Regions from separate parts of the Homo sapiens genome. Here region 2 is linked to region 1. A link is a loop called in an ENCODE intact Hi-C map of the cell type or tissue named here. Cell type or tissue: K562. All regions are shown on one strand. Links, peaks and the distances in the headings refer to the core of each region. The heading gives the core; the rest is flanking DNA.

The links. A loop is a pair of places that touch in the nucleus more often than their neighbours do. Peaks named below come from ENCODE experiments on the same cell type or tissue, not always from the same donor. Only the 100,000 strongest peaks of a DNase experiment are listed, where the experiment ranks them.
Region 2: a loop joins it to region 1, with 2.6 times the contacts of the local background. A loop is called at or near these places in 1 of 110 quality-filtered maps.

What each region holds. Positions count from the first base shown.
Region 1 is chr1:246,104,670-246,115,328 of GRCh38, forward strand. The region is part of intron 5 of SMYD3 (SET and MYND domain containing 3); the gene reads right to left. It overlaps SMYD3-AS1 (SMYD3 antisense RNA 1), which reads left to right and starts at 3,957. Exons shown (of 4, transcript NR_183265.1): 1 at 3,957-4,048; 2 at 5,113-5,224; 3 at 6,662-6,860; 4 at 9,020-9,200. RefSeq lists enhancers at 5,382-5,883, 5,884-6,383 and a silencer at 6,938-7,232. In K562, for the core only: no CTCF peak of the experiment used is centred there; DNase peaks (open chromatin) are centred at 1,862, 6,072, 7,122 and 9,132.
Region 2 is chr1:246,027,405-246,038,063 of GRCh38, forward strand. All of the region lies in intron 5 of SMYD3 (SET and MYND domain containing 3), which reads right to left. Among named protein-coding and RNA genes, the nearest start is that of SMYD3-AS1, 76 kb to the right of the region's middle. In K562, for the core only: no CTCF peak of the experiment used is centred there; no DNase peak of the experiment used is centred there.

The DNA of each region.
Region 1 (10,659 bases), core at 1,840-9,839:
AGTTTAAAAAGCAAAGGGAGTAAAATAAGAAACTCCAGTGTACCAGAACCAATTTCCTCATGTTTACCTTCCATATTCGCTTGAGACCTTTCCTCCCCATGATAAAAAAAAAATTATAGATACAGTTGAAACCACCTCTATGTCCTTCCCCAACCCTTGCGTTCCCCCTCCTGCTCCTATATCATTTTTTAAATAGGCTACTGTCAAAGGAAAAGCAGAGCTGGAGAGCAGAGCAATGAAAATATTTTTTATCAGGACTACAGCAACAGGGGGAAAGAGATCTCAGTCAAGACCCCAGGCTGAATCCAAACACAGCATCGGCAAGTGGGAATTTATAGCCAAAGAGGAGGGTGGCAGTCGGTGAATGAAAAATTATTAAGAGGCAAAATCACAGGTAAGAGGACATTCTGGCCACACCATCCTAACAGGATTCTTGCCAAAGACAGGCCAAGATGATGACACATCACCCGATGGGGGATGAGGAAGCCGATCAGACACTGAGACTGATCAGATATGAAGGACTGGGGTTCTGGCTAAATTGACTTAGCAGGGTCCTTGCTAAAATGCACAGATGGGCCCTGGTGGGGACAGAGTTCAGGAACCTGACTAAAGTTTAGAAAAGCAAAGAATCTTTGTCAGCACCAAATCCCGTTTAGGAGGATGAAATTTTCCTGTTGAGGATTAGGGTCATGTTTTATTTCACCAAAAAAAAAGCACTAAAAATGAACAATGATCAATGTTATTGTACAGACTCTAGCCTGCTAAATATTATGTGAAAAGGTGCTGTGCCCCCTTGTCTGTGACCCTTCAGCCACAACTCATACAACTCAACTCCTGAACTCCAAGTGAAAGGCCCTGTGCTGCCCCAACCTGCAGAGGGAGAAACACCTTACTGAAATGTCTACAATTTGGAAAGAAAGACTAAAGAGCATGTTGTATGGCTGTAGAAAGAATAACACAGACAACGGATTTATTGCTAATAAAACAGACTAAGAACAATGGGCTGATGAGACTTAACTAAAAAGATGTTTATTCCAATGTTAGAGGTTACCTCAGAGAAGACACACAGAGAAAAGAAATGCCCGAAATGCCAGGTGGAAAGTAATGGGCTTTCCACGGTTAATCAAATGGGCACTGCCATGCCAACGTGCCTCCTGAAATTCAAACCCTCTATTTTTGCATGGCTGCCAACTCATTTCCAAAACATCCACTGCTAATCAAACTTGTTTGGCTGCCTCCTTATCGAAACTTTACAAAACTTTAATTTCAGCCTCATGAGCCCTGCAGCTGTAAATTAATTGAATGAAATTGACAAACATTATGCAGTGAGATAAAGCACTTTCAAAGTCTTTTCCCTATTCAGTTGACTTAGCTGCCCAGCATGCCAGTTTTGCTTGACATGAGTTCAGAATCCCTGGAAACCTTCCTAATCCTACTCTCTAGGCCTTGTGCCTATTCATGGAACCATGTTAACCCATATCCGGAAAATTAATAAACCTCGGATGGGTTTAAGCACTCAAAATACTCCTGATACTTCTTGCCATTCATTACATTGTAGACATCCTTTGCAACAGGAGAATCCTCCTCAAAAGACCACGACGGCAGCAGATAAAATCCCTGAGGTTATAAGCATACAACAAAATGTCTCATTTAAGATTACTGCAGTCTGAAGCCAGGAATTAAATTTGCTGAAGGTGCAGTCACTTATGCCTTAGTTAAATAAAGATAGTCCCAAAACTGATTTCTGAACTTACCCATTTCTCAAAGGGAGTGCAAAATTATCATGATTTTTAAACAGCAAGGCGAGTAAACTGATCGCCTCTGTATCTGCCAACTGAACAAATGAGTCAGCTAATCAGTGGTTACATACATCACACTGACAGAGAGGAGAGAAGACCATTAACTTTCTGAAATGAGAAGTCCTAATATACCGAGGTGCCACAAGTCACTTAGGATTTCCGTGGTTATGAAAGAAGAATTGAAACGTCTCTTCCCTCTGGTGGGTTTTCACAGCACAACTGCCACAGCTTCCAACTGAGGTCTAGTCTCTGACCTTCCCTCTTCATCAATGTTATCAGCATCTGGAAGCCCTCTGGCCTATGTGGAGCCATGGGGACAATGGAGGCAGTTTCAAAGCTTCTGTCTTATGACAGAAAACCTGGGTGTAAAACAACCTCTGATATGAACTACTAAGGGACTTGTATAGATTCCTTAAACTCTCCGAAACACTGTTCTCAACAGCAAAGTGAGGAGAAAAACAGCTCTCAAGTAGGGTTGGTGTGAACGTGAAAAAAGAGAAAGTAATACAAGAGTTGGGCATATAATAGGCTCTTAAAAAGAATTTTGAAGGCCGGGCACGGTGGCTCACGCCTGTAATCCCAGCACTTTGGGAGGCTGAGGCGGGCGGATCACAAGGTCAGGAGATCGAGACCACGGTGAAACCCCGTCTCTACTAAAAATACAAAAAATTAGCCAGGCGTGGTGGCAGGCGCCTGTAGTCCCAGCTACTCGGGAGGTTGAGGCAGGAGAATGGTGTGAACCTGGGAGGCGGAGCTTGCAGTGAGCCGAGATTGCGCCACTGCACTCCAGCCTGGGTGACAGAGCAAGATTCCATCGCAAAAAAAGAAAAAAAAAAAGAATTTTGAAATGGAAATGTATCTATTTTTCCTTTCTTTAGAAAACAAACAGAAAATGAAGCCAACATATCTCATCACAGATTGCTCTTTAAATATGCGACCTTATACCAAAAGCAGACAAGTTCACAAAGAGATTATTTTTATAATTTAATCACAGAAAAGACTAGACTATCAGGTAGTTGGTGGCTACAGAAGTGACTGCTCCCCACTGAAGCAAGGAATGGATAGAATAAGTCCTTGAAATAAATGCTCAGGTCTTCCCTTAGTAATTCTGGACAGTGGGGAAATTAGCTCATTCAAACAAAGTTTATTAAATAAATAAAATCCCAGCACTTGTCTCTTTAGACAAAAACCACATGGAAACAATACAAAAGATTGCTAATGCTTTGGCAAATGAATCACTCTTCCAAATGCCATTTACAAAAGCCCACCAGACCTCCAGCTGTGCTGATGCCATGGGAACCCCTAGGGCAATTATAAGTGGATTTAACTCAAGACCAGAAACACAGGAGTAATTTTTAAAGACCCAAAAACTTCCAAATAAATAAATCTGGAAAGGAATTACTGTTTACACCACAGAGCCACAGGTTCAAATAGCCAAACTTAAAGAAGAAAAAACACACATGTATATATCTACTTCATCATGTAATCTCTGAACAATAGGAACTTTACTGAGTTGTCACTAAGGAAAGAGCAAAATCTAAGATAGGTAGTTTCTGGAAAATGAAAGTCCAGAGAAACTTGGCCATAAAATGAAAATTATAACGGACTTACAGAGCTCGTCTTCTTTGGGTTAAGAAACAAAGGTCTTCTTGTGCAAAGGAAGAATTCGAAAGAGGAATTCTTAAGTAGATGGCTGATGCATCCACGTCTAAACATCCAAAATCTACCAAGCACCTATTACATAACTAAGCCCTGTGTCAGAGGCTGTGGAACAAGAACCACTAAAACTTATCTCTGACCTCAAGAAGTTTATAGTTCAGGGAAGTGACTGACAATCATAATACAGAGGCATAAGGGCTATCCAAATAGGGTCACAGGTTACGCTATGAATACAGGTATCACATCAGAAAATTACCGTACTTAAAATCTCAGCAAAGAGATCACACCCTCACACAATTAATGTTATCAACATCCATCCAGTCTCTCAAGCTCACCCTCTTCAACAATCTTTGCTTTACTGAGTTCCGGGTGGACTATTTAAATATCATACAAATTGATTCTGACATCACAATCACTGCCTGCTTCCTAAAACTTGCCCTCCACCGTCTATTATAAATGCTTTCCAATCAGTGCTCCCATTCTTCATTCTATTCACCACTTAGTTACTAGAATGTTTTTCTCAACTATGAATCTGACTTCACTCCCTTTCTTGAAAACCTCCTGTAGTTCCTGTTGTGTACGGGATAAAGGTCAGACAACTTAGTATAGCCCAGCTCAGTCCAGCTAGCAAAGCAAATACTAGCTTTATTCCCTGCAAGCAACGTAAGACAAAGACAACCACACTAAACTCAGTATTAGCAGACCACCATCCTCCCTGAGGCCTCCACTGCTTTGCACACACTCTTCTCTTTCTCAGAAGGTCCTTTCCCCTCCTCCTGTTGGTGCAGCCAATTCTTTCTCTTCCTTCTAATGCACCATCTTCTGTGTAGTCTTCTTTGACACTAGGTAGGGTTACATCTTTGCTCTGTGTTTCTATAACACTCTTCATATGCCATGGAACTGCATTCATTATATTGGTATAATTTTATTTGTCTTTTTTCTTCCTAGACTGTGAGCCCCTGGAGTTCAGGGACCATTTCTTAATCATATTCCAGAACCTATCACAATGAATGACACGAAGAATATATTTGATAAAAATCTGATGAATGAACCACTCTAAAATGCAACTCTAATAAAGAAAATTACTGCCTATTCAGTTGGAACTGTACCATGTTACAAACGTAAAATTATGTATAGTCTGATAAAGAAATACTATAATAGCCTTGGAAACAGCTCACATACAATTTTTTTTATAAATGGATTCATTACCATATAACTGGACCAGCTTACTGAAGAGTAGCCCTACAGCAGTCACTTCGCAGTTTGCAATTCATTTGAGGTTCAAAGCTAGCTCAAGGGAAAACAACGTTAGTATTAACAAACTTATTTTTAAGCTTAAGGTCAGAATTTAAGGGAAAATAAATAAATATAGTATGTTCTAAGAATCCAAAGGAATTTTTAAAAATTGCCCCCTGCAGCTGTAATTTCTGCATGGATGAGAAAACCTTAATTGCTTGCTGGCTTCCAAGAAAGCCATTAACCTGCATTTAAAAATTCAGCTTTCATCAAGAACAACCTCACATATCCAGCTCTCATGGAAAAAGGAATAGAAGCCTCTGACCTAGTTTTCAATTATTACCAAACTACTGATAATTGATCTCCTGGTCTCCAGGTTTGTTTGTTTTACTAAAATAAATTCCCTCTGGAGCTGCAGGTGCTTACCATGGGGCTGCGCAGGTGGAAAGCAGCCCAGTCTTACTATGAGGATGTCCGTTTGCCATCTGGGAACAAGGAGGAAGAAGCAGAGACCTGGGCAAGACCTCAGAGTAAGTGTCCTTTTTGGCGGCTCCCAGGGGTCCCCATCATGTGTTATAGGAAGGCAGAATTATTTGAGATAAGGATAGGAGCTGAAATAAGCAGTGCTAATACTGGTTAAAAGTTGGTGCTTCAGCTGCAGTCACAACAGATAATGTCTCTTCAGTTATATTTCCAAGCTATTTCTCATTTGGCAATGTACACTTACACCAAAACTGTGAAACTCTCGGAAGTGGCAGACCTTGGCAACAAGTGAATGGAAACTGTGAATTACAGTACATGCCACTGAGTAAGGGGTGCACATCTAGAAACCAGAAATCAGGTTCTGTCTTGGCTCAGCGTCTAACTAGATGTGTGGACTTAGACAAGTCATTTAACCATTGGGGATTCAGTCTCTTCATCTGTAAAGAGTTCATTTAGATGATCTCTTAAGTCCCTAAGATCCCCATTGTTAGGTCCAGGGTCAGGTTCCAGCCCATGCTGAGGCCGGAAGGGAGTGGGTAGATGAATGGCAGACAGCTGAAAGAACACTCAGGGGGCTACGGGTAGGTGAAATACAATTTTATTCAGCAGCTCTCTTACACTGTGTGTCTCGGCTGCTTGTTCCAGCCACTCCCAAGCACAGATCTCTGCTGGCTCTCTCTCCCTTTGGGGTCAACAGCTTAACTCTTTCCCTCTGAGCGCAAGCAAGCTGAGCTGTGTCCTGGCTCCCCGCTGCAAGACAGACAGATCTGGTGCTCTCTCTCTTTCTTTGGGTGCAAGCACGCCTGCACAGTGTCACCAGGGCAATTATACCTTTTAAAGACAACAGTGGCAAAGAGCCAAGTGATGGCCCTCCCATGTTATGGCTACATAGCTGTTTATATTACACATGGAGTTGCGCGCCTGCGCTACAGACTTGCTGAGTCACCCGGGATGTTTACCTCAGCCCATCCTGCCTGGCTGCAGTGCAGCCATGTTCCTTACACCTACCAATTTAAAAGTACTGTAATTCCATTTTAAGGGTTCTAAACCATGAACCATGTTCATGGTTTAGGATTTTAGATATTTCTCATTTAAACTTAGGAGCGAACTCTGCATTAGGACATTTCTCCTTTCATTGTCCATAAGATAACTCACCAAATCCTTGCGCAAAGAGAAACAAATATAAACTACATAAGAAATGACAGGTGAGCCTTACCAAGGACCCTGACCCATGCATAACATCTTAGTATAGCATATATATATATAGTATATGATAGAAACATGCCGTGGGCTTTCATACCCTCTACAATAGTTCATTATAAGTTTCATCCCCCAAAGAAGGCAACTTACATACTTAAGTTTTTCTAAATAGAATCCAGGTGCTTTCACCAGTGATGCTCTCCAAGGGATCCCATCATAGTAATCAGTCTAGCCAGTGCCAACTTCAGTTCTACTAAATTTAATGCCCTCTTATTTTGACTCAGGAATAAATTATCTCAATGGCTACTTACATGGTCCAGCATAGCAGAAAAAAAAGCCACACTGAGCAAGCAGTGGTCCTTTCCATGCTACACAAGCAAGAAATGCCTATAAAGACAGACTTGAGTGCAGTCTAAAGAATCTTTTGCTTTGCCTTAACACTCTACTTCTGGATATCCTTGCTCAAAAAGAAGTCTACTCAAGGTGTGTATCTTTCCTCTTTATAAGCCCTCTGGCCTCAGGAAGACTGGTTTCATTCATGTGGTCATGTTTTTGCACAGCTTAAGACTAAACTGTATGATCCTTCCTTCTGGGCTCCTACAAGGGCATGCCAAAGTCCCCTCAAATAACCAAAACGGTGCACATCCCCTTTGCGTCCCACAGCAGTCTGCTAGTTTATGTAATACCATAATGACAGCTATCTGGAGTGGAACAGTGACACTGCTTTTTCCCAGACTACTTCACCATGTGAGGTAAACGGTAGAGGCAGCAATAGGTCTGCTCAGTCTATGGCTAATACAAGACCTTGCTTATGATAGACTTCAAGAGCTTCTTATTAGCCAGCTGTTAATTCATACAAACTGCACAGAAATTCATTCTGGAGCAATATTATTTGTTTCACATTATACTTAACCTTGAAAAGGTTAGTTTTTCAATGGGGGATGATTATCCTGGATAGATGCATACCCCCTACAAACATGAAACTGGCAAGTTCACTAAAGATTTCTCAAGAGCCACCAAGCTAGCAAAAGTCGCAACCAAATAATATTATATACTCTGCCCTTCAGAGCAACCTTCTTCATGCTGAAGTCTTCAGTTCACAGAATGACTGACTTATTTTCAAAAGAGGAAGGCTGTATTGCATATTGTAACTCTCTCCAAATCTATACTTATGAGCTAATTCTTCAAAAGGTAAGATCAATTACCACACAGAAGGAGAAGCCATCCATTTTCTTGAAGCTGTCAAAATTTGAGCTGTCTCCCATAGGATTTCCACTGACAGTTAATGAAAAAAATCAGTATCTGTCAATTTTGGAAGAAATTTAAAAGTGGTAAGATATTCTTATAAATCGATGTTAAAATTTTGGTATAATTATTGTATATTTGGATTACTTTATTTGCTTTCCTCCAAATCATTTCTTTACTAAATTTCCCTAAGTTAGCTTAATAATGAGGTTTTCTTAAGGAGAAATCTGTTGGTTATACACATAAATTGCTAACAAAAAAGGGATCAGAGCTAAATGGATCCAATTTTTCCTCCTTCATATGCTACAATACAAGGCTACTGCAGAATTTACACCGTGAATAATGTGTATTTTGAAAACCCAAGCTTAGAATAGTAGTATTTTGTTTCACTATCAAAAGACAAAGCAAAAAAATAAAAAATAGGCTACACTAATGTACTTTTAAAAATATACTTGGAAAAGAAACGAAACTATTTCATTTAATGCTGTCTTATAGAACAGAAATGCCAATATATTTACACAGAAATAATTCAGCATCTTGAAGTATAAGTAAAAACACTAATGAAGACCAAATTTTTAGAGTTATTTCATACAAATAGAATAAATTTAGGCGGGGCACAGTGGCTCACGCCTGTAATCCCAGCACTTTGGGAGGCTGTGGCAGGCGGATCATGAGGCCAGGAGTTCGAGACCAGCCTGGCCAACATGGTGAAACCCCAACTCTACTAAAAATACAAAAAAGTTAGCCAGGTGTGGTGGTATGAGCCTGTAATCTCAGATACTCAGGAGGCTGAGGCAGGAGAATCGCTTGAACCCAGGAGGCGGAGCTTGCAGTGAGCCGAGATCACGCCACTGCCCTCCAGCCTGGGCAACAGAGTAAGACTCTGTCTCAAAAAATAAATAAATAAATAAATAAATAAATAAATAAATAAATAAATAAAATTTAATAAAAAGAGACTACCCATTGTTTCCACTAGAATTGCTGCCAAGGGAAATATACCTTTTAAGGATCAAGGCTTAGAATTGCTTTTCGCTTATTAGAATAAAATCTATCAGCAATCTGAAGAAATACATAAACAATCAGCAAATTCTAGTTAGATGGCTACAAACTAGGTAAATTACTAAAATGTGCCACATGAAGATAAAGTTAGTCTTGGTAAGAACAAAGGTTTCAAATAATTTTTGCTCTTAGATGTTTGCTGACAGATAAAATAGAGAACTTCATTTTCACCAAGTAACGCAAAGTATAAAAAGGCATCGGTATAGTGCTGTGCTGCTTTTGTTAAAATGGTACAAGGAGGAAAAGAGAGTATCTTCTAAAGTCCTTGAATGGGAAAGCCGTAGTTTATCACGTCGTATTATCACTTTCTATTTACACAGCATTTGTTTCTCCCACAGACAGGGAGGTTCCTGTGGACAGAAACATCTGCTTCCTGCTTATCCTGTATCTCAGCATCTGAATGGTCATGACTGGAACACAGGCAGACTTCAGAAATAAATACATAAATATCTCATACTCCTCGAATCTTTTAGAAAAAGAGTGTGGGTAACAATAAACATATCTGCTGAGAAATGACCACCTCACTCTACTCTTCTGCAGACTTCCCATTCTGTGCCGAGTCACCCTCAGTAGGCCTAAGTGTGACGATCCTCTCAGCACTCCCTGTAAACCTATTTAGGAATCCGCGAAAGAAAGAGAAGACCACCAGGCAGACTGGTGATGATATTTCTTGGGGAGGCTGTGCAGTTTTTCATAGTGAAGCCTACAACTTAGATTTTCAGCACTAATAGAACCCCATTATCAGGAGGAGAGAAAAGCACTAATTTCAGATGGGCTCTGACAGGGGACAGTTTTAAGAATTTATAGAGAGACATTTCCGTGTCCAGCCAGGATGTAATCATGGAAATTGGATTTACCTTCCCATCCATGTGTAACACCAACATCCAGTGGTTTTTCATGATACTGAACAAAGGCAGCAATCACTGAGAGACTGGGAAATAAACAAAAGGACTGCCCCAATTTATTAAGAAAGCTTCCAGACCACAATGAAGGTAGGTGGTGTGGAGTCCTGACAAGGTAAGTTAGCACCAACAAGGAAGAGGCCAGCCCCCGATGGGGGAGAACAATTGTTCTGAGAGACAGCTAATCACAAACAACCTGCTTGTACAACATCCTGTTCCCAAATACCTTGCTCTGCATATACCCCAGCAGCACAATCCTCTCTGCACATAACCCCTCCAGCATGGCCCTAGAAAACTTCCTTTCAGCCCCTGCCTCTTGGCAGACAGCCTCTTCTCTGCTGTGCCGGCCATTGCTTCCCGCTAATAAACTTGTTCTCGTTTTTGTTGTTGTTGTTTCGAGATGAAGTTTCACTCTGTCGCCAGGCTGGAGTGCTGTGGTGTGATCTCGGCTCACTGCAACCTCTGCCTACCAGGTTCAAGCAAATCTTGTGCCTCCGTTTCCCGAGGAGCTTGGGATTACAGGCGCCCGCCACCACGCCCGGCTCATTTTTGTATTTTTAGTAGAGACGGGGTTTCACCATGTTGGCCAGGCTGGTCTCGATCTCTTGACCTCGTGATCTGCCCACCTCGGCCTCCCAAAGTACTAGGATTACAGGCGTGAGCCTCCGCACCCGGCCTAAACTTGGTTTTAACTCGCACCTGTTTCAGTAAATTATTTACTTCCCGTGAAGCCAGCCTTAGCCAGTCACGCTCACAACAAGTAGAAGCCAGGCGGAGCCTGAAGGAGGCCCTGAGTTAAGGTGACAAAGTTGAGAGTATAGGGAGACCAAAAAAGGCTAGAGTTTACAGGACAGAATACCAGAGAGGAAAGAAGTGTACAGGGAGAGAAATCAACAAATCTGCAGAAGGTCAGCCTTAAATATTCCACGGAGTACTAATCAGCCCATGCACATGAACATACTGCCTGAAGCTGGGACAGGACCAGCTGAAAGAGTTAGAGGTAACAGTAGCAGGTGCTCAAATAAGACCACGAATACTGCCTGCTCCCATCAACCAGAGTAGAAAACCTCAAGGTT
Region 2 (10,659 bases), core at 1,778-9,777, 77 kb before region 1:
TCAAAAGACAGAATGACTCTCTTGTTAGGGTCTAATGCCAGCTGGTGACTTTAAGTTGAAGCAAATGTTCATTTACCATTTAAAAAATCCTACAGCCCTTAAGAACTGTGGTAAATCTGTACTGCCCATGTTCTACCAATGTAATAACAAAGCCTGGGTGACAGCATATCTGTTTTTAAGCATAGTTTACTGAATATCTGAAGTCCATTCTTGTGACCTACTGCTCAGGAATAAGATTGCTTTGAAAACATTACTGTTGATTGACAACGCACCTAGTCATCCAAGAGCTCCGATGGAGATGTACAAGAAGACGAATGCTGTTTTCTTGCCTACTAACACAAAATCTAGTCTTCAGCCCATGGATCAAGGAGTAATTCAACTTTCAAGTCTTATTATTTAAGAAATACATTTTGTAAGGCTATAGCTGCCATCAATATTGATTCTTCTGATGGATCTGGGGACAGTAAATTGAAAACCTTCTGGAAAGGATTCACTATTCCAGACACCATTAGGAACACTCATACTTCATAGAAGGAGATCAAAATATCAACATTAACAAGAGTTTGGAAGGTTGATTCCAATCCTCATGGATGACTTTGAGGGGGTCAAATCTTCAGTGAAGAAAGTAATCAGAAATGAAAAACAAGGCATTACAACTGATACCACAGAAATACAAAGGATCATTAGAGACTGTTACGAACAACAATCTTGACAATGCTGACAAACTGAAAAACCTAAAGGAAATAAATCCTAGACATACACAACCTACCAAAATTGAATTAGGAAGAAGGAGAAAACCTGAAAAAATCAATAATGAGTAGTGGAAGTCCTAGTCAGAGCAACCAGGCAAGAGAAAGAAACAAAGGGCATCCAAATTGGAAAAAAGGAAGTCAAATTGTCCCTCTTTGTGAATGACATAATCCTATATACAGAAAAATCTAAAGACTCCACCAAAAAACTCTTTGAACTGATAAATGAATTCAGTAAAGTTGCAAGATACAAAATCAATATACAAAACTATACATCAATAACGAAGTAGTGAAAAAAGAAATTAGAAAAGCAATTCCACTTACAACAGCTACAAAAACATAAATAAAGTATCTAACAATAAATTTATTGAAGGAGGAGAGAGAACTCTAGAAGGACAACTATGAAACACTGATGGTAGAAACTGAAGAGAATACAAACAAATGGAGATGTCCCATGCTTATAAATTGGAAGAATTAATATTGTTAAGATGACCATGCTACCCAAAGCAATCTACAGATGTAATGTAATACCTGTCAAAATACCAAACCACATGTTTCACAGAAATATTTTTTTAAATCCTAAAATTTGTATGGAAACACAAAAGACCATGAATAGCCAAAGCAATAATGAGCAAAAATAACAAAACAGGAAGTATCACACTACCTGACTTCAAAATATGCTACAAAGCTATAGGAACCAAAACCATATGGTACTGGTATAAAAACAAACACACAAACCATTAGCATAGAATAGAGAACCTAGAGATAAATTCACATATTTACAGCCAACCAATTGTAAAATGTGTCAAGAAAACAGACTGAGGAAAAGACACCCTGTTCAATAAATGGTGTTGGGAAGATTCCATATCCAAAGCAGAAGAGTGAAAGGAGACCATTATCACTGTATACAAAAGTAAACTCAAAATGAATTAAAGATTTGAACATAGGACCCAAAACTATAAAACTACTAGAAGAAAACACTTCAGGACATTGGTCTAGGCAAATATTTTATGGCTAAGACCTCAAAAGTACAGCCAACAAAAATAGACAAATGGCACTATATTAAACTAAAAGGTTTCTGTACAGCAAAGAAAACAATCAAGAGACTGAAGAGACAATCTGTAGCAATAAATATTTGCAAATTACATGTTCAGCAAGGAATTAATATCCAAAATATAATCCAGTTAAAAAGTGGGCAAATGATATGAATAGAAATGTCTCAAAAGAAAATATGCAGGCCAGGCACGGTGGCTCATGCCTGTAATCCCAGCACCTTGGGAGACAGAGGCGGGCAGATCACCTGAGGTCAGGAGTTCAGACCAGCCTGGCCAAAATGGTGAAACCCCATCTCTACTAAAAATACAAAAAATTAGCCAGGCGTGGTGACACACGCCTGTAATCCCAGCTACCCAGGAGGCTGAAGCAGGAGAATTGCTTGAGCCCGGGAGACAGAGGTTGCAGTGAGCCAAGATCCTACCACTGCACTCCAGCCTGGCTGACAGAGTGAGACTCTGTCTCAGAAAAAAAAAAAAAAAAAGAAAGAAAAAGAAAAAGAAAATATGCAAATGGCCAGCAAATATATGAAAAAATGTTCAACATCACTAATCACCAGGGAAATACGAATCAAAACCACAATGAAATATCATCTTACCACAGTTAGGATGGCTGTTATCAAAAAAAGAAAAGATAACATGCTGGTGAAAATGCAGAGAAAAGGGAACTCACACACTGTTGGTGGGAATGCAAATAGGTACAGCCACTGTAGAAAAGAGCACAGCATTTCCACAAAAAAACTAAAAGAGAACTACCATAGGATCCAGCAATCCCAGCACTGGGTTTCCTTTCTTTCTTTCTTTTTTTTTTTTTTTTTTACAAAAGAAAGGAAATCAAAGGGATACGCACACCCCCAATGCGTATTGCAGCACTATTCACAATAGCTAAGATACTGAATCAACCTAAATATCCATCAGTGGATATTTAACTCCATAAAAGACATACAAGTAACACCACTCTACTTTCACGCATGAAGCATTAATGGATAAAGAAAACATAGATACAGACATGATGGAGTACTATTCAGCCATAGAAAAGAATGGAATCCTGTCATTTGCAGCAACAGGAATGAGCCCGAAGGACATTATGTTAAGTGAAATATGTCAAGCACAGAAAAACAGATATCACATATTCTGGCTCTTATGTGGGAGCAAAAAAGATGTTGTTTTGTGCTCATCAAAGTAGAACTTGTGGGTATTGGAGGCTGGGAAATGGAAGAATGGGAGGGAGGTTGTTTGATGGATACAAAATTACAGTTACATAGAGAGGATGGAGTTTGCGTGTTCTGCAGCATTGTACGCTGAATATGCTCAACTGTATTATATTTTTCAAAAAGTTAGAGGAGAGTATTTTTTAATGTTCACAACACAAATAAATATTTGAGGTGATGGTATAGTGATCACTCTGATTTGATCATTACATATTATATACACATATGAAAATATCACTCTGTATCCCATAAATGTGTACAATTATTATGTGTCAACTAAAAAGGAAAAAAGGAGTTGCACCATCGCCACACCTGTCACATAGATCATAAATACAAACCCGCACACAAATTACGTTATTTACTATGTATCATTGATGTCAGAGCCCTAAAAAGCCTTATTAAGCCTCTTGACTACAGTTTTCAAACTTTTTTTTGCAGTGGAACGCTTACATCAAACAATGTTACGTAAATCCCAAAATAGAATCCCCCAGTAACAGTGATCTCATGAAATCAAGGCAAGGCATGTGGACGTGTTTAGTGGGGGTGCACAAGCATGCCTGTGCTTGTAGGGAGAGGACAGGGCTGCTTCCCCAAAACACTGTTTGAAAAAATCACTGATGTATTACAAGCTTCTTATTCCCAGACAAACTTAGTATGGAATCACCTGCCAGGTAAGGAACTTGCTTATACATAAAGTGAGGGCTATAGACTAGACCTTTTATCTGTATGTTTCTAGCAATGTTTTATGACACTATTATACAGGGTTTTCATAGGAAATCACATAAAGAAAGGACCATTGATACGATAATCATTATAATAAATCATACTAAATGATCTTGGTAGCAAACTAGTTGTCAAGCAAAGAAGGATTATGGGTTTATTCAGACCAACTTCTGGAATCTTATTTAGGTATTAAATATATATTAAATATCAAGGTCAGAAACCAAATGAAGTATTAACTGGCAAAATCCATTATTACAATAGAAATAACATTGATCCCTGGAAATAAAAATTATTTCAGATTAAAAAGAAGTTATGGGGCCAGGCGCAGTGGCTCACGGCTATAATCCCAGCACTCTGGGAGGCCGAGGCAGGCAGATCACGAAGTCAGGAGATCAAAACCATCCTGGCTAACGTGGTGAAACCCCATCTCTACTAAAAATATAAAAAATTAGCCAGGCGTGGTGGCGGGCGCCTGTAGTCCCAGCTACTCGGGAGGCTGAGGCAGGAGAATCGCTTGAACCAGGGAGGCGGAGGATGCAGTGAGCAGAGATCGCGCCACTGCACTCCAGCCTGGGCGACAGAGCGAGACTTTGTCTCGAAAAAAAAAAAAAAAGTTAGTGAAGAAGCTGATTTCAAAGGGTTTTACTGCTATGAAGATAAAATTAGGTTGGTTTCATTCTAGCTTTATTGTAGTCTGCAGAGACTAAATTGAAATCAGCCATTTTAATTCAGAAACAATATTTAGGCTGTAGAAAGCAGAGTGATAACCACCCTGCCTTTGTTTAAAATCTCTGAGACAGAAGGGATATTTCCTGTAGCAGCATAAATTACAGAGACTCTAAAGTTACGTTGAAACGACCCTTACACCCTCGAAGCAACGTGCAATTTTGTGGCTGTAATTTTCTCAAACTGCTTAATAAAACCTTCTCCTTTTTATCAGAAAAAAAGAATAAACAAAATACCAAGAACTCCATAAAAGGCATACAAGGAACATTACTCCACTTTCAGCCATGAAGTATTAATAATTAACTGTTGGGCAGGCAAACTGAGTTAGCAGTCTTTTCCCACAGGACATCTTCCTGTCAAAATGTCACCCAGAAATAACCCTGTAGATTACAGGAAGGGGCTGCAATTCCCCACAGTGCATCTCATAACCATAAATGGCCTCAGAGTTTCAGTACCTGTCATGATCAGGTCACCTAACACCTGGGAATCTCTCACTCTCCCCCTCCTCTACCCACATATTTGCCGCTAACACACCAATAATTGATAGTATCTGCATTTCTGAGCATTACCAGCCATGAGCTGCCTGCCCTAGCACTGAAGGAGAGACAGATGGCAGCCAGACAGAACGGGATGGAGAGCTCATATCCGAGTCCTGGCTCTGCCCTTGATTCACTGAGCAACAACCTCTCACCAAAGATGGGATCATAAAGCTCCATTCCCTCGCATTCAAATGCTAGGAATCCTAATTTGATAATTTCTACCATGAACTTTGGTGTCTTCTGTACTCATATTTGCTTTCTGCTCTTTTGAGGAAAAAAATCAGATACAATATTGTGACTATGAAATCATCTTCTCATTTTTAGTGATTCAAGGTCAGGTGAAAACAGAACCGTTAGTTTCCATTCCAAACACTGATACATGTAAAAGGTTATATACTTTAGCAGAGTCCTCACTGGAAAAGATGTAGATTTGGAGAGTTCAGGCAGACATGGGTTCAAGTACTGGCTCCACTACTTAACTAGTTATGTAATTTTGGGTATGTGAACTAACTACTCTAGGCTTTAATTTCCTCAAATGTATATAATAAGAATGATAATCATGAATGCTTTAGGGATCGCTGCAAGTTGCAAGCTAAACCTGCTAAATATGCAACTAGCATACAACCGAGCAATTTGCATTCCTGAGCATTTATCCCAAAGACATGAAAAACCATGTTCCCATAAAACCAGTGCATGAATGTTTACAGCAACTTTATTTATAGTAATAAAAAACTGGAAGCAACACAGATGTCCTTCAAAGGGTGAAAGGTTAAACTGTGGTCCATCCACACCATGGAATACTAATTGGTAATAAAAAAAAAACTAGGGATAAGGGCAACAACCTGGATAAATCTCTGGAGAGTTATTATCCTAAGTGAAAAAAAAACCCAGAAGGTTACACACTGCATTTTCTATTTATACAACTTTCTTGAAATGGCAACATTAGAGAAATGGAGTACAGATTAGTAGCTCTACAGGTTAAAGAGCGGTTGGGATGTAAGGAAAGTGAATGTATCTATAAAAGGGCAACGTGAGGAATTCTTGTGGTGATAGAAATGCCCTGTTTCTTGACCATATCAAATGTCAAAACATCAATGTTCTGGCCGGGTGCTGGCTCACACCTGTAATCCCAGCACTTTGGGAGGCCGAGGCAGGCGGATCACGTGAGGTCAGGAGTTCAAGACCAGCCTGGCCAACCATGGTGAAACCCCATCTCCATTAAAAATACAAAAATTAGCCAGGCGTGGTGGCGCGTGCCTGTAATCTCACCTACTCGTGAGGCTGAGGCACGAGAATCGCTTGAACCCAGGAGGTGGAAGTTGCAGTGAGCCAAGATCACGCTACCGCACTCCAGCCTGGGCAACAGAGTGAGACTCTGCCTCAAAAAAATTAATTAATTAATTAAAAAATAAATTAAAAATTTTTTTAAATGTCAGTGTTCTGGTTGTGATAGTTTTACAGTTTTGCAAGATGTTGCCATCTGAGGAAACTAGATAAAGGTTACAAAGTCCTCTCTGTGTTCTATCTTACAACTGTATATGAATCTATAATTATCTCAAAAATAAAAGGTTTACTTCAAAGAAATTAAAATAATCATATTTCAGAATATCACTGCAAAGATTAAATATATAGAATTGAGCAATAATTTAAAAATTATTACGTATATGAAAAATTGCCTAGCACAGACAGTTCTTGGCAATAACAGAAGCTCATTAAATGTTAATTTCTTTCCTCTAAGAAGTTGTACATAGACAGAATGCATCCTAGTAGATTTTTATTTGTGGATCAAATGAAGACGTAACTCCATGAAAGGGTCTGATCATAACATACACACTTTTTGGAACATTTAGCCTTTTTTTCCCTATGAATCTGAACTTTGAGGAAGTATTATTTCACGCTAAATAACATTCATCCACATTCCTACAGCAAAACTGTACAACTCAGGTGCCAACTAATTTCTTCCATCAAAAAATATGACCAGTGGAGCAGGTTGTAGGGGATTATGATCCAGTTGGTTAAGAGTCACAGTCAAAAAAGATGAATCAAGGCCAAAAATTAATTGGCATGCTCTTTTACAGACAATGAAGAAAGAACATGAAAAGAATAAAGCTTGGTTTCATGTGCTCAAGAGTTCACAGCTAGTTAAGACAGGAAAAGTCTCATATATGAAGACTCAGAGAACAAGTGGAGAACAGACCATCAGTGCAAAAAATCTGCAGAAGAGGTGGAGGTGAGCATGGCTGGGGGCAAATGAGTGCAGAAGAGGGAGGTGAGAGGTGAGCAAGGCTGGGGCAAATAAGGGAATTGGGGGCTGCTGGCTCCACACAGCACTGTCGGACTGCGTGAAGAACTGATGGCAGACGCACGACCTTGGCCTTCTGGAGGACCGCGGCAATCCTTAGTACTTTGCCGACGCTGCAATGTAATCCCACCTTTCCCAGAGTTCTCCATCCCCTGCTGCCAGATCCCTGCCGCACAAATTCGCTTGTATGAAGCTCCTGGCTACTTTATAAGTATACTTTATAAGAGAAAATACAGACACACAGACACCTTCCTCCCCCAATATATGCAGACAGTATGAAGCGTCATAGTGTTCCGGCCTCAAAAATAAAATTAGGAGGAAAGCCTGTGGCACAGCAAACGTCTCCCCAGCCTCCCACCTGACCCTACCCTTCCAGGTCACTGCCTCAGGAGATAAAATCACCCAGGAGGCCCTGTTTAAACTCAATTCTAAGTTAAGGCCTGAAAGGATCCATACACTGTCCAACTCTTTTTCATGCCAAAATTAATATAGTAAACATATCTTTGTTTCAGCAATCAAAACCTGGCAATTTGCCATGTCAACCCCCATTCCACAGCCACGTGTCTGAAGAACATATGCTTTCAGAATGGCGTTTATGATCTCAATGCCATCTTGCTGCAAGCCTTCCAGCTAGGATGTTCCCTGTAGTTGAAATAAACGGAAAGGAAGTTTCTGAGTTGAAGTAAACCGAAAGGAAGGAGGGTCACAGCCCCGCGGCACAGTTCCCAGGATGACTGCTGTGCCACTCACAAAATGAGCCTTTTGACTGACTCCAGCAGCAGGACGGGACTGTCGTTTCACGAGGTGAGCTACGGGCAGACAGATGTATCCGAATCGCATTAATTGGAACATCTTGTCACAGGATAAGAGAATTTCCATTTCTCTGCGGATGCCTGTATGCTACACATGGTATCTGGCAGGTGTGAGAACCTCGTCTTTGATTGCCTATATTCCCAATCTCCTTTCTTTGCCTATTTTCCTGCTGCAAAGCAATTACGGCTGAAAATCAGTCTGCAACATGCGCTCATCCATATTCAACTCTTTCCACTTCAGGCAAATCTTGCCCAGAAAAAAAATAATAAAAGAGAGAGACTTATAAATCCAGATTTGTCTTTTATTTTGATCCTCTGATTGTCCAGGTGTTTACTTGTTGATAATCCACCATTTTCTCCACATCAAAATAAATATTCTAAAGATGCAGCTCTAAACAACTAAAGCATGTACCTGTCTTAAGTGACAAGGAGGGATGACACACCTACAAAACTTTCAATAAATCGAACCAACAGATGGGAGCAGCCAGAACCAGTTGAAAGTGCAAATGACGGAGCATTTAAAAAATATACAGTGTCATTGATTTTAAGTATGTTGAAGAAAAAAATTTAAGAAACAGTACCTGGGACTTATACCAACAGGCCAAGGTTAAAATTGGGTTGAAGAGGAGACAGGGCTTCCTCCTGGAAGTCCTTCAAGTTATCATTTCACATTGGATTTGCCAATCAGCTTTTCAGATCTTATCTGATAATTATTGAAAGCCACAGGCAGGGACTAGAATTTTGAGATGTTTCTCAAATTTTCAGATGAAAGCTGTTTACCTGGCCCTTAAGGAGATTTTAAACTTATTTTAATCAGTATTCAAAAGACACAACAGGATGACCATCCCCCCATCCACCCCCGCAGTCTCCTTCTCCAGAGGCATCCAATTTCATCATTTCTTGGGATGTTATTTTATACATACACAAGAACATGCTTTATATCTTCCTTTTCTTCATTTTTTACACAAATAACCATAAACTACACATCCTATTTTATTTTCTCTGTACTCTTCTTTCTCTCTTTTTTTTTTTTTTGTTTTGTTTTGTTTTTTTGAGACGGAGTCTCGCTTTGTTGCCCAGGCTGGAGTGCAGTGGTGCGATCTCGGCTCACTGCAAGCTCCACCTCCCGGGTTTACGCCATTCTCCTGCCTCAGCCTCCTGAGTAGCTGGGACTACAGGCGCCTGCCACTAAGCCCGGCTAATTTTTTTTTTTTTTTTTGTACTTTTAGTAGAGATGGGGTTTCACCATCTTAGCCAGGATGGTCTCAATCTCCTGACCTCGTGATCCGCCCGCCTCGGCCTCCCAAAGTGCTGGGATTATAGGCATGAGCCACCACGCCTCGCCTTTTATTTTATTATCATCATTTAGTTATGAAAGCCAAAGCTGAGACAAATTCTCTGTACTCTTAATGGCATAACTGAGCGTTGATTTCATATGAGGACACAAAGAGCTTCCTCATCGTTTTTTATGGCTTCAGAGAATTCCCTTGAATGGATGTAGCATAATTTATATAACCAGTTCCCTACAGATAGACATTTAGGTTATCTCCATTGTATTCCTATTACAAACAAGGTTGCAATAAATAACCTTACACATAGGTCATTTCATGTATTAGCTAAAGTATCATGTATTAGCTAAATTCCTATAAATGTAATTGCTGAGTCAAAGGATATATGAATTTATAATTTTGAAAGATATTACCTTCATATATACATATCTGTATCTATATAGTACCTGTTTCCCTATACCCTTGCCAATACAAGGTGTTAACATTCTGCTGTTTGCCAATCTGATAGGTTAAAAGTGACATTTCAGTATCATATTCATTTGCACTGCTCTTATTATGAATGAGCTGAGGAGCTTTTCATCTGTGTCATAGGAAGCTCACCCCTGAGGACAGCATCACCTGGACTCCCTCCTCTGATAACTTCTGGGAGGCACTAGCAGGAGGTTAGCAGGTGGAAGGAGAGATATCTTTCCCATTTCCATCCTGCTTCAAGGACATATTTCTCACAGTGGCTACATCCTCCATGATCACAGCCTTCTTCGGATGACCCATCTTTCCTGCTCCGGCAATGCCGTTCTCTCTCTTTGTCCCTGCCTTCAATCCCAGGGATAGTAATAGCTTCCCACATTTGCAGGTCTCCGAGCGTCACAATGTCATTCCCTTTTTGTCCCCAAAATCCTGCCCTCACCTCTGTAAGTTGCCCCATTTGGGGAGAAGAAGCATTTGTGGAGAAACCTGTTTGCTATTGCTTTGTTTTCCTGAGACACTAACAAACATATCTCCTGCCTATTTTTCTACTGGTTTGTTGGTCTTTTCATATTGATTTGTAGTTGTAGCAACTCCTTATTCATCAGAGCAAGAGTTGGCAAACTTTTCTGTGAAGTGCCAGATAATAAATACTGTTGGTTTTGTGGACCATAAGGTCCCTGTTGCAGCTATTCAATTCTGCCACCATAGGGTGAAAGCAGCCACAAACAATATGCAAACAAATGAGTGTGGCTGTGTTCTAATAAAACTTGATTGATAAAAACAGGCAG